Linked DNA regions of Homo sapiens: region 2 is linked to region 1. A link is a contact called in ENCODE Hi-C or POLR2A ChIA-PET data. All regions are on one chromosome and are shown on one strand. The core of a region is the stretch at or near the end of the contact, and the rest is flanking DNA. Distances in the headings are between cores, read along the strand shown. Region 1 overlaps HNRNPD (heterogeneous nuclear ribonucleoprotein D). Region 2 overlaps SCD5 (stearoyl-CoA desaturase 5).

Evidence for each region. Hi-C counts contacts between places; a loop is a spot of excess contacts on that map. ChIA-PET counts read pairs that join two places held with the same protein, here RNA polymerase II (POLR2A). Pooled maps may share reads with other maps.
Region 2: a loop to region 1 is called in a pooled map, with 2.4 times the contacts of the local background. The contact joins two enhancer-like sites. A Hi-C loop is called at or near these places in 2 of 37 single-sample maps with no recorded cell type and 3 of 50 pooled maps. POLR2A ChIA-PET finds 5 or more read pairs at or near these places in 2 of 52 experiments (H1 and naive thymus-derived CD8-positive, alpha-beta T cell).

Annotation. Positions count from the first base shown.
Region 1 is chr4:82,355,802-82,363,173 of GRCh38, forward strand. It overlaps HNRNPD (heterogeneous nuclear ribonucleoprotein D), which reads right to left. Exons shown (of 9, transcript NM_031370.3): 3 at 3,670-3,838; 4 at 2,858-3,019; 5 at 1,512-1,643; 6 at 995-1,094; 7 at 736-882. Among named protein-coding and RNA genes, the nearest start is that of HNRNPD, 15 kb to the right of the region's middle. RefSeq lists an enhancer at 6,788-6,837. Within about 2 kb of position 4,915, at least 3 of the 41 ENCODE cell types and tissues checked have a DNase peak (open chromatin) inside an H3K27ac peak, as active enhancers do.
Region 2 is chr4:82,727,250-82,734,032 of GRCh38, forward strand. All of the region lies in intron 1 of SCD5 (stearoyl-CoA desaturase 5), which reads right to left. Among named protein-coding and RNA genes, the nearest start is that of MIR575, 23 kb to the right of the region's middle. Within about 2 kb of position 4,067, at least 12 of the 41 ENCODE cell types and tissues checked have a DNase peak (open chromatin) inside an H3K27ac peak, as active enhancers do.

The DNA of each region.
Region 1 (7,372 bases), core at 3,665-6,164:
CATCTTTGCTGACCTTCTTCTGACTTTAATTAACCTATTATTGTGCAGCAGGCCTAGTCACCTAAGAAAGGATATAACTCCAAGAACTGGTCTAACCAAGGAAGGAAAAGAAAAACCACTTAAAACAATGCAACCAATGCAACCACTCTCCTCCAAAAAAATGTAAGATTGCTTCTAGTAGAACCCTTTACCTGACGACTCAACAGTTGCTACAAATCAGGTGGAGAGCAACTACCTTAGTTGCACAATGAAGTCAGGGCTTTCCATGTCTAAAAGTCAAGTTTTTTGGTTCTATCAAGCTCAACATCTGTTTTAAGAGTTTCTACATTAATAATCCTAAAGCGAGGATACTATTAGTTTTAACTGGCAACATGTGGTATTATTCAGTTTTATAGGATTAAGACACATCATGCCAAGATTATTGGTTGGTCCAAGAAGTGACATTTAGAATACCTTGAGCTTAAAAGATCTGAACTGAGCTTAAAATTTTTAAATCCAAGTAAAACAAATGCCCAGCAAACATATATAGAACCACACATACACCCTACCCTTATAATGTGTGTGTGATATAGGCTGGGAGGAACCAAGCAATAAAATGGCTGCAGTTTCAAGTTTCCAGGAATTTGAAACCTGAAGACATTTGCACTTGGCAAGGCTACACTAACCTTTCTGCCTATCCAAATTTGTACAAAATAAATGTCAAATAGCAGTTAATATAAAAAGTATAGTACTTACTGCTATAATCACCATATCCATAGTAGTTGTTGTAACCAGTGTAGTCATATCCTCCATAACCACCGTAACCTTGGCTGTTATATCCATAGTTGCCATAGCCTTGATTCCAATAGTTACTATATCCCTGGTTCCAGTTTTGACTGGGGCCTGCAGCACATTAATAGGTTCACTAAAGTCAGAAGATCAGCAAAGATCTTTACTTCAGGATAATTAAAAAGCAGAAAAGCTTAAGATAGAGTAAACTTAGGCTCTAGCTTACCACCACCTCTTCCACGAGCTCTTCCTGCAAATCCTCCTCTAGATCCCCACTGTTGCTGTTGCTGATATTGTTCCTTCGACATGGCTACTTTTATTTCACACTAAAAGAGAAAAATTACATTATTAAACTGACTCAAGAAAATAAAAGTTGCTAAATAAGTTTCTAATAACCAGAATAGCCAACATGTTTAAATAGAGTAGGCTAATTTGAAACTTTCCTCAGTCAGTTTATTAATTAAACCAATATTTAGTACTTAAGAGTAATCACTTATGAGTACTTGCTAGTGATGTTACTTCATTTTACTTGTCAAGTTCTAAAAACTATTTTTGTGAAAGCCTAGACAAAAACACTAACAAATGTGTCCATCCTGCTCCCCACAAAAAGTTGGTCAATGGTAAGTAACCAATGAGAAGTTTTTAAAGCATGCAAAGAACTTAAGCCTTTACAGAGAAAGATAAATGGTTAAGCTCTTTACAACAGCTAGTTTTCTCTACAAGTAAATGGATGCTTAACTTACTTTACTAAGACCAACATTGTGGTATTTCTTTTCCATTATCTTCTTCACTGGTTCTTCTTCCTTAAAGGTAATAAAGCAGAACCCACGCCTCTTATTGGTCTTGTTGTCCATGGGGAGCTCTATGGATTCCACCTGGTATTAAAAAACAAATTTTAATATGCTAACATGCATTTTATTGACCTTAAAAGAAACACAAGTTTAGAGGGGGGAAAACACACAAAGAAAACATGTATTTGGCACTGAAGTTCTAGTCTCCTGTTTCTCCCTATTTATTCTAATCCTTTTAAGGAATTCTTCAAATTAGAACACCCATTCCATCTAAGGTCTTCACAACTATTTACAAAAATAAGCTTTACCACGCACTGACATTTACTACCTAACTCAAGGGTCACAAATTCAAATGCCCACAAAGAACAAGAAGAAAACAGTCAAATCTAAGAAAAACAGAATAAAAATGTATTTGAGAGAAAACAGGAAGTAGGGTGGTGAGGACTACTAAAAACTGGAGAGCATATGCCCAAACCAAGATGGAAGCTACTACTCAGTTTGAGAGATGCTGCCGTACAGGAGGGCAGCGTCAGTTCCCATGTTGCGTGCTCTTGCAAGTATTTTTTAAAAAGCTAGATACTGAGTTTTGTGGGCAATATCTCAAATCCTCAACACTAAAAAAGCACTTATTGTTTCAATCAAGCAATAAATGTCTGTGGGACGTATCTGGAGCCCAAGGCCACAAATTTCTCAACTTTCATTAATTCATAAAAGAAACCTCTATTATCTACCTATTTCACTAATGAGTCTAAGTTTGTTTTACTTTTAATTGAGACGGGGTCCCACTATGTTGTCCAGGATGGTCTTCATCTCCTGGTCTCCAGTAATCCACCCACTTCGGCCTCCCAAGTGCTGGGATTACTACAGGCATGAGCCATCGCGTCCAGCCTCACTAATGAGTCTATAATGATTAGTCTCATTAAATTTGCACTTACACATGCATTTCAACTGATAAGGCACTACACCCTATTCTTAATTCCTTTCCTATTTTCAACAAAAGTCTCCTTCTAATCTAGATTTCTTCCTCTTAATTGTCTGTATTTAAGAATGTTTGTCTATTTCATCTTTGTATACTCTACCCCAGCAATACTCTGCATAGAGTAGGTGCTCAATGAGAAAAACACATTATCCAACCTTCAAAGACCTGCTAATGAAGTATTTACAATATCCTTATTCCAAAACAGATCACATAATCTACCCTAACAGCTTTGAAAAGCCAAGTGACTCTGAGTCCATAATGGGACAATCACATTCACACTAATTTTGACATAAACTGGGTCAAAACATTTATAACATACCTCACCAAAACCACCAAAGTACTCCCTTATTTTCTCTTCAGGTGTATCTGGAGAAAGGCCACCAACAAAAATTTTTTTAACCGGCTCTTTTGTTTTCATGGCTTTGGCCCTTTTAGGATCAATCACCTTCCCATTCAATTTATGTTCTTTTTGATCCATGACCTAAGGAAATTGAAGTTTTCATTTAAAAAATATATATCTTAACTGAAGTTCAGAGACTATTAACTTACTTAAAAATAACTATAAATACAGATAATGCCAAGCATATGTTGACTTGCTCAAGATTAAACTGTCAAGTCATGGTGGTGATGTAACATCAACTAACATATACTGTTTAAATCTAAAGGTAAGAATGGTAGGACATACACAAATTTAACCAATTACTAGATAACCATTACCTTCAATATATACAAACATGACTGCTACTTCCCTTTAGCACTATATACAAACATAACTGCTACTTCCCTTTAGCCCAGGATCAAAATAATGATTCAGTTAAAAGTTGCTTGCCTAACAAAATTTCAAAATATGGACTTCTGTGAATTGCTAAAACACATCCTTTTAACTAGGCATCTTTAAGTCTATAGTATCTTTAAAGTTAATTTCAAAATTTAGCAGAGCCTGGAACACAAATTATTCAGGAAATAATTCCTGAACCTACCTCTATCTTCATAAAACGTATTGGGGCAAGAACTATTCTTCCTTCCTATACTATCAAAATGGGGAACCACAAATAGGCAAACTCATTGTATCAAACTATCCATATGTTAATATTTTATATTATTAACTGATCAGAACACGTAACACACTACCTTATCTACACTCTCCGATTCTTTAAATAGCACAAAGCCAAAACCCCTTGATCGCCCTGTGATAGGATCTAACTTCAGAGTGCAGTCTACAACTTCACCAAATTTGGAAAAGTAGTCCTTCAGATCTTTCTTTGTAGTGTCCCAGCTAAGGCCTCCTATAAACATTTTCCTGTAAAGACAAAAAGCAGTATTAAAATGCTTAAAAAAAATTGCCTTAAATATTATCCACATCAATAACACACCTTTTCCAAACTGCACCAGTTTACTGGGCAGTATATTAAAACATCATTCTTCCTACATAACCACACATCAGGAACATCCTATTCCAAAAAGCTGGCTTATTACTGCTGCTCCCAAATAATTACAAAATAGTGAGCAAGCAGCAAATTAAGTCTTTCAACTTGCTAAAAGATAAACATATACCCAAAGTAAAAATACTGTACATAAAAGTTTTCCTTAGATTAAAAAGTTAACAGCAAAAAAACCAGAATCTTAGCTTCAAATTTCTCTTCCAAATGTTCATTAAACTTGTTAAAATGCTATGCAGTTCCCCACTGATCTCAGCAACCAGCATTGGTGTCTATGCTGAAGCTCCTTTTCTATTTTAACAGTTCTCTCATTAACAAAACTCTTAGCACATAAAATGGAAAATTCTACATCTCACAATTAAGTTGTGAGCCAATTTTTTTGATGTGCTAAGAGTCCTTAAGACAAAAGTAATGTGCAATATAAACAATTTAGTGAAAATTATCCATTGAAGTACAATCCACTAATTAACTTAGATGATTCGTTTACAGTAGAACCTCAGTTAACCAGCAATAAAGTATTTAAGCCTTTAAAATGCAGAAAGTGATGGGTGGTAAGCGGAAATCCACCAAGACACTCTAAGACCAAACGTATATACTCAAAATAAAATATTTTAAGGCGAAATCTTACTAACATTACAGCAAAACACCAGAAAGTTCAGATCTGGCAGCTTTACATAGGCTCCCTTTGTACAAAAATAAATAAATAAATAAATAAAAAGCTATCCTATACCTAACCTTCTTTCTACCCTTTAAAAAGACAGGACTGGAGGTTTTTAATTTTAAGGGTAAACTGTCAGAATTTGTTACATAATGGCTAAAAATGTCACCATGGGAATCAAATCAGACTTGCTCAACATTTTCTCTTCTTTTTAACTGGGGAAGGGTCATGGGTGGGGACTGGGATGTGACACTAACTCAGCTCTATAAAGAAATTAAAGGCCTTTCATTAGGAAACATCTCCATCTTGTGGGCTTTTAAGATACTGCCACTAAGGCCCATTCTTGGAATAAAAGGCCAATTAACTGTCCCTTGAATTAGGGTCTTTCTTCACTTCCTCCAAGATACCTGATTAACTGAGGTGTTACTGATCTTACTATCCTACCACAGTCTTGTTTTACTTCTAGTGACAAAGCAAACTTTCAGTGCAGAGTAAGTCTTAGGTATATACTGCGCTTCCCACTTCAGGTTAGCTTTTCAACTTACATGTATTCTAGAGCTGGGCCATTTATATGCTTAATGTTCAGGACTTCCTCAAAGTTTCCAGGCTTGAAGTAGCATTTATAAAACAACTTTGGCATTTTATAATCAAATGAACAAAAATACCCATAATGTTTTGTGTATTTGAAATGTTTACTTCTTGCCAATTTCATGGAAGAAATTTGAGTTATTTTCTCAATATACATTTTCTTTAATTTGAATAGTGTGTACCTTCTAATATACAATCTTTATTTACATAATTTGCTATAAACACCTTATTTTTAACTTACAGGTCCAGAATACTTCCTTCACAGACAGAAGTTATTTACCAACATTCACCCTGTAAAGGTGAGTACACTATATTTTTAATGAGAAAGAGAACTGACTATAAAGCAATGACCTCTTGCTAAGATGACCATAAGTTCCACAACAGAAATAACTTCAATTAAGTTGAGATTTAACTATTAAATTACCCTTTCCATGATTATTACAGAAATTTCTCAATAATAACTAACAAACTTTGAAAGTATTTCAGCCTGAACACAACAGTTCTAACAAAAACATTTTTTAAGCTGTTGAAAGGCAAGAAAATTCTCTGTCTGGTCTATTCAGATATGGAGACAGAACTAGTTTTGATTTTATTTAACCAAAAAGCAATGTTTATATTGGGAAAATACCCTTAATTTAAAATTATTAAGAAACAGAAAACAATTACAAAGAAATAAATTAAAACACCAAGAATGAGGTATGTGGTATTATTCTGAAGCCCCAAATGTTTTTCAGACAAGAAGCAGATTTTCTTAAATATCACCTAAGCATATCATCAGCTGGCCCAGCAAAGTGCTCTCCAAACGTACTCCCCACCTTTAGTATGGTAGTTGTTTAATATGCCTACCTTAGAGCTACAAGGGTTCACTGAAGATGCTATCCCTCCTAAACTAATAATCAAATATCAATTATCCAGAATATTAAAAACTTCAGCTATCCAGCACTTTTGGAGAATAAGGAGCCAAGTATTATTCCACCTCCCTTAAAGCACCGCCTGCCCTCTCTAATCTTTCCCCAATTGTTTTTAACCTTCAATCATTTGAAATGAGATTTTTTTCTAACAGCATCACACTTTTCTGCCTTCTTATACTTCAAATACAGTAATCATAATTTAACACTATGGCTCAGACATCACTATTATGCTGATTTAGAATATCCACAGGGTCTTCTAAAATTAGCTATTAATACACCAAGTCCATCTCATTTCTTCACAAGTTCTACTTTTCATTTTTGCCAGATCACCAGTTGCTGTTCTAAAAAGTCTCCCTTCCGTTTTGCAGAGTAAGTAGCCAGCTGTCAAACTTTTCAAATTCTGTGTAAAGTAGAAGTCTCTAAGCAAGCACCTAAGTGGCTCGTCTTTGAGACAAACGTATTAATATTTTGGCAGCCCAAGAACACTCTGGCTTTTTCTTCTGTTCTAATCAAAAAAGGTTGTTGTTCTCAGGGTATGCTTAGGCTTTAAAAAAAAAAAAATGGTTGCTGACCAAATAGGTGAATATGCTACAATGAACACAAACTGGACCAATTCTATTCCATCTTTACTAAATGGAACATATTAATTCCATTCCATCTTTTTCTGTTTTTGGTTGCTTAGTTTTTGAGACAGTCTCACTCTGTCGCCCAAGCTGGAGCGCAGTGGCACAATCTCAGCTCACTGCAACCTCTGCCTCCCAGGTTCAAGTGATTCTCATTCCTCAGCCTCCGTGGGAGGGATTACAGGCTGCACCACCACGCCTGACTTGATTTTTGCATTTTTAGTAGAGACGGGGTTTCCCCTCGTTGGCCAGGCTGGTCTTGAACTCCTGGCCTCAAGTGATCCGCCCGCTCCAGCCTCCCAAACTGCTGGGATTACAGGCGGAAGCTACCATACCCAGCCCCAAACTCTAACTTTATAGTACAATGGGGAAAAGTCTGCTTATCTTAATTATGGATAAATGGGCACTTAGTCTCTACAATGTTGGCATACATGCTCTCCCTCAAACTGATGGCATAATGATTTTATATATATATGTGTGTGTGTGTGTGTATATATATATATATATACATTTACAAATACTTATTTTTTTCTTTTTAAACAGAGTCTCACTCTGTCGCCCGGGCTGGAGTGCAATGGCATGATCTAGGCTCACTGCAACCTCCACCTCCCGGGT
Region 2 (6,783 bases), core at 2,817-5,316, 370 kb after region 1:
TGCACCACCTGCATTGTCTCTGGAAAAGGTCACTAAGGGATGCCATCTGCATAGAACACTATACTAAGAGTATGTATGCTCCTTAAAGGTGTGTACCCTGGTCTACCCTTGTGGAGTTAAACATATTTCAAACATTCAGAAACACACTCATCCTCACCCTCTATGAGTATACAGGTCCCACTCCTGGAGTTGTATCACCAAATCAGAGGTTATGGTCCATCCATCAGTCCCAGCCTCCGTGAAGATTCTTCCTTTTGTCTCCCAGAGACAGCTGCTGCTCCATGCTTTGGTTCTCTTTTAGTCTTTTCAGAAGCAATGGTCTTTCTCCTTGGACACCCCCATTGACAGGCAGTCAAAACTGTTCTGACTTCATAGGTAAATCCCTTACAACTGGTTTCCTTGACTCTAGGAAAGTCTAGCTTCTCTTGGTCTCCCCTTTCTGGCCTTGAGACTTTTTGTTTCATTTTTGTTTTTTGAGACAGTGTCTCACTCTGTCGCCCAGACTGGAGTGCAGTGACCGCGATCTCGGTTCACTGCAACCTCCTCCTCTTGGATTCAAGCGATTCTCATGCCTCAGCCTACCGAGTAGCTGGGATTACAGGTACGCACCATCACACCCAGCTAATTTTTGTATTATTAGTAGAGACGGGGTTTCACCATGTTGGCCAGGCTGGTCTGGAACTCCTGACCTCAAGTGATCTGCCCGCCTCGGCCCTCCCAAAGTGTTGGGATTACAGGCATGAGCCACCATGCCCCACCTCTAGTCTTGAGCCTTTTAATGAGCAAGACCAGCTCTTGTCTCCTCTGTATGTTTTTCCTGTCTTAAGTTAGTCTATAGGTTAGCCTGGGTGACAGAGTGAAACCCTGTCTCTAAAAATAATAATAATAAATAATTTAAAAATAAAAATAAAGATGTCATAAAGGAGTGAAACTGCCTTTGCAAAGTTATGACAGTAAGAGAATTCTGACATAGCTGATTCCATCTTGCTTCTGACCTCCAAGCTACCCTTGGTCATTCCTGGCTACGTGTAGGCCAAGCTAAGTTTGGGAGGAATTTAGTTTCTAGTTTTACCTTAAAGCAAAGATGATAATAGCCCTTCCCAAAACTAAATTGCCTTTGTAAAACTAGTGAAAGGTCACAAGGTTAGGATTATGAGAGGGGCCTCAATTCTGATAAGATAGGCATAGTTTCTACAATCCCTTACTGCTCAGGAGTCATGTGGCCAGAGGTCACAAGATTGCTGACTTCCCCAATTGCTCCTATAGATAACATCACTATTGTAGAACCTAAGATTGGTTTTTTGAAATATCTTTCAGACTAACCCCATTCAGACTCGCTACTCATGACTCAACTGATCCTGTGGCCCCACCCAGAGGCAGACTCAGTGCAAAAGGACCATTTTCCACTCCCCTGTGATTTCATCCTTAACCAACAGCAGCACCCATTCCCTAGCCCCCGACCACTGCTCACCAAATTGCCCATAAAAACCCTAATCTCCAAGCCTTCAGGGAGACCAATGTGAATGACAATTCTGATTCTCCCATGTGGGCTACGCTCATGTCAATTAAACTCTTTCTCTACTGCAATGCCGTTGTCTCAGTGGATTGATTTTGTCTGTGCAGTGGGCAGGAAGAACCCACCAGCCAATTATAGGAGAATGAAGGGCTACAGGCTGTGGTGACTTTGTCTCTCTGAAGGAGTCTGGAGGGCTGCAAAGAAGATGTGATTTCTGACCTCGATTTTTAAAAAGGAATGGGAATTTTCCAGGCAGAGGAGAGGGAGAAAGGTATAGAAGTGTTTGGAGAAAGAACAGAAGTTCTGTGTGTGGCCAACCTCACCAATCCACCTCACAAGTTGAAGAAGTCTTCTTTGAGCCTCCAAAAGCTGAAATGGCAACACCAAAATTAAAGACTCCAAGTCACCAAGAGGCATTCCAAGGGTTTGTGGTAAACTACAAAGTCCGTGAAGACAAGTAGGTTGCTGAGAAGGCAGACGATTCATTTTGGGATGGAAGGGTCGGGAAGGGTTTCCCCAGAAGGAAGGAGGGGCTGTACCTATGGTGGTGAGGAGGGCCAAGGACTTCTGGAGGAGGAGGGAGGCTGGCCTGGAGCTAGAGGTTGGGCTGGTGAGGATTATAGTCAGCGATGCTTTCTTGTGTTTACACCTTGACTGATAAGCTCAACTATAAGCTTCCTGAGAGCAGCACTCAGCTCTGGATTTCACCCTCCCCCCGGCATCTCCCAGCACACAGCTCTGCATCCCATAGGTCTAACCAAATACAAGTTTGTCAGTGGAATAGTAAATATTTTTTGAATTGACGGAAGGGGGGAAAGAGATATGTTTAAGAGAAAGAATTTTAAACATATCTTCTTGAACATGAAGGGAGCAGAACATGCTACTCCAAAATATGCCTTTTTAGGATAAAGATTATTTTGAGCTGAAGGCAATTACACAGCAGCAGATACAAAAGAGCTCTCTGCCCTCCCCCTATTTACCTAAAAGCAGAACATAAATCTGTAAATGTGTCTCTCCTCCCCTCTCTACCAGGAAGGACAGAAGTGAATCACCAGAGATAACTCTAGACCCTTACCAGCCCGGAGAGGGCACCAGAGGAGTCTATACAACCAACCTTCCCAATTAGCACTTATCTTCCATTAGCTCCCCCACTATTTACCTTCCCACAACTTGCTGCCTTAGAAACTCAAAGTCCTTTTCCTTTGTCTTTGTCATCTCTCTAAAACTTTACTATTCTTTTAAGATGCTATATAAGCCAAGGTGTAACCATCCCTTTGAGTTACTCATCTCTGAGTGCCCCCATGTGTATTTGTGATGTGCATGTTAATAAACTTGTTTATGTTTCTCTTGCTAATCTGTCTTTTGTCAATCTAATTTACAGGACCCCAGCTGAGGAACCTAGGAGAATAAGGGGGAAAATATATGTATTATATATTTTTATATAATACATATATTATATTATATATAATATTTAAAAACATATAATATATTATACATTTATATATATAGTTATATATACTATATATAAATGTATAATATATATATTTTTTGAGGCAGAGTCTCGCTCTGTCACCCAGCTGGAGTCCAGTGGCACGATCTTGGCTCCCTGCAACCTCCGCTTCCCGGGTTCAAGCAATTCTCCTGCCTCAGCCTCCCAGGTAGCTGGGATTACAGGCGCATGCCACTATGCCTGGCTAATTTTTTGTATTTTTAGTAGAAACGGGGTTTCACCGTGTTAGCCAAGATGGTCTTGATCTCCTGACATCATGATCCGCCCACCTTGGCCTCCCAAAGGAAAATATATGTATTTTTTTCCCTTCTTTTTTTTTTTTTTTTTTTAGAAGGAGTCTCACTCTGTTGCCCAGGCTGGAGTGCAGTGGCGGGATCTTGGCTCACTGCATGCTCTGCCTCCCGGGTTCACACCATTCTCCTGCCTCAGCCTCCCGAGTAGCTGGGACTACAGGCACCCACCACCACGCCCGGCTAATTTTTTGTATTTTAGTAGAGACGGGGTTTCACCATGTTAGCCAAGATGGTCTCGGTCTCCTGACCTCGTAATCCGCTTGCCTCGGCCTCCCAAAGTGCTGGGATTACAGGCGTGAGCCACAGCGCCCAGCTGTATTTTTTCGTCTTCTATAAACACAAAGAGCTCACTCTCTTGAACGACTGCTTCTTCCAGGGAAGTCTCCAATCAAGAGCTGACAGTCTCAAAACAAGTCGAAACTTCCTGCTTGGGGTACACAGGAAACCCCCAGACCCATCAACAACCATTCGGAAATGTACCACCCCATTATGATATTTTAGTTTTTTTCAATTCCTTTTTTCATTTCCAATCTGGGACTGACATACAAAGGAACAACAAAGTGTCATTCTTGAGAACGGAAAGCTGGGGGTAGGGGCAGAGAGGATACAGCAGAACTCTCCCTGGTGACTTCTCCTGGTAGCCAGCTGGTTGTAGCTGGAAGCAGCAATTATTTTGCTTTTGTCAGGAATCCAAGGTACGGAACACAGCTGCTGGGTCAAGGCCTGGCACAGATCCAGCCTGGCTAGGACAGCCTTGGGGAGCCCATCGGGCCTGTGAACACAGAGCAGACCACTTGAAGAGAGCACTGGCTTCCTCTCCTCTCTCCCTACTCCAAGGGTAACTTTCTCTGCAGCCTTCCTGCCTCGGGGCAATGAGACTTGCTGTGAGCCACTCCAGGACCAGACTTGGGCTGGGAGACCCCGGGGAAACAGCCACCATCATAGTTGCAGCAAGTAAGAGCATAAACCAGATCCAGGGTGCAAAATGCCCTGGGCTGGAATTCACATCCCAGTTCTGCTCTTGCAGCCTAAAAGAAGCAGAACCCTTATTTCGCAGAGTATCTGCATCCCACACAGAGCTTGCCCAGGTGCTCAGAGGCAGCGCAGTTCTTATGAGGATGGATTCTAGAGTTTAGGGCCCTGGATGGGAAGTCCCATCACACCCCACCCACTGAGGCAGCAAGTGAGCTGCAGAGAATTCAGACCTCTGAAGTCAGCAGTCACACAAATACTGAACCCCAGACCTGCTCCCCATTCCCTTCCGTCCCCAGAGGTAGTAAAGTGACTGGAACTCCTACTTTTCTCTCATTTATACACTATTACCTTTTACTTTGTGAAAGGCAAGCTGTCATCTGTCTGATTAAGATCAGGGTGCCTGCTGCCTTTGCTTCTTACAACCTCACAATTCCAACCATGAATGTGACAATTAGGGCCCCTTTCTCTCTTCTCCCCACTTTCCTCCATTACCTCCATCTTTGCTCAAAGGTCATTATCTTTCAGGGAGGAAGATTCTTTTCTCTACTTTTCTATTACATTTTTTTTTCTTTTTTGAGACGGAGTCTTGCTCTGTCACCCAGGCTGGAGTGCAGTGGTGTGATCTCAGCTCACTGCAACCTCTGCCTCCCGAGTTCAAGCGATTCTCCTGCCTCAGCCTCCCGAGTAGCTCAGACTACAGCTACTCGTCTGGCTAATTTTTGTATGTTTTTAGACAGGGTTTCACCAAGTAGGCCAAACCTGTCTCGAACTCCCGACCTCAAGTGATCCGCCTACCTTGGCCTCCCAAAGTGCTTGGATTACAGGCACGAGCCACCACGCCTGGCCTCCTATTACTTTCAAAATCATCTGCTGTCTTTATTCATGGATGCACTCACTCAGGTGTGTTTCTGTGCATACTACGCATTCAACACTTGCTAACTTCTGTCTTTTCACTTGCTTGCATCTCCCTCTCGTGGAAACAGGCCTACCCATCACATCAGATCCTGCTGAAAGCAGGCGTCCTGTCCAAGGTTGGTTACCACCTTGTGCCTTGAGTTGCTGGGGACAGGCTCCGGCTACCTCCCACCCTGAGGTAGAATAAGCGGGTTGGGTAATAAATGAATACAAATTACAGTATTCATTGAAAGGAGTCAATGAGAGGTTCTGGGGAAGCTCCTTTCACTGGTTATTGATAGCCATGCAAGCTGGCCACTCTGGGTACTAAAGACAGAAAGTGAAAATAACCCAGGGACAGAGCTCAGGGAAAGAAACGGAATGTGGGGTGCTAAGAAAGGAAGAACTTCCAGATCCTCCACCTCAGTGGTTCTCAAAGTGTGATTCCCAGGCAGGAAGCATTGGCACCACCTGGAACTTGCTAGAAATGTTATTTTTGTCACTACCAGTCTAGTAGAAAGAGGAGGTGGAGTGGTTCCCAAATTAATGATGATGCTGATGATAATGGCTAACATTCATGGACCAGCCACTGTCCTAGGGACTTTATTAACACAGTTAATCATCACAACAACCCTATGAGGGGTTAAGCGCTATTCATATTCCTGGAATTTTATGAACTAGGGAACTGAGAAGCAAAGAGGTTAAGTAACTGGGCGTACTCACAGAGTAAATGACAGGACGACAGGAAAACAGGTCAGGCTCTCCACGCACACGCCCCACACACCACCAGCATGCACTCCCACACCTCACTCTTCACTCTAGCTTTGGTCTCTTTCACATCAGCCCCCTCCCCAGAGCACAGGCAAGCTAGCTCTGGTGCCCTGTTACGATGCACAGAGCACAGTGGCCCACAGCCTGCACTCTGGGCCAACTGCTTGGGTGTGAAGCTTGCTTCTCCCATGTAGTGAGCTTGGAGAAGTTACCCTCTCTGCCTATTTCATTGGCTGTAAAATGAGGATAATAGCTGTGCCCACCTACCTCATAGGGTGGTTGTGAAGATTAAATAGGTTAATATGCATAAGTGTGCCTGATACACATCATGTCCCCAATAAATATTACCTTATTATCTTGAAGCCTTCTAATGTGTGGAGGGGGAAAAAGAAAAATATGGGAAAGAGAAGAGAGGGAAGAAAGAATTTGGAAACAAGAGCCTGAGAATTCCGTAACAATTTCTCCAGTAAAAATTCACAAGGGTCCCTGCGCCATTCTCGCCTCTGCTAGGGAAGCACATGCTCATGAAGCCTCTGTACGTGCCTGAATGGGGCCATGGGAATCTCCCCACTCTGGGTCTCGGGAACATGGTTGATGAAAGCAGATGGTGGTGACTCAGGCCCACCACCCTCTGACTCAGAACTGCCCGATGTAAGCAGAAATCTATGTCAAAGTACAGAGACTCAGGTGTCCTTGCTGCTGCAAAGAGGCAAATCAGGGTGAGACCTACAAGATTTAGTGCCCTGCTTACACAGGTGCAAGGACAAAAAGAAAAATGGCCACTATTACATACAATGAAGGCTGTGTCTAAAGCCTTAAGAACG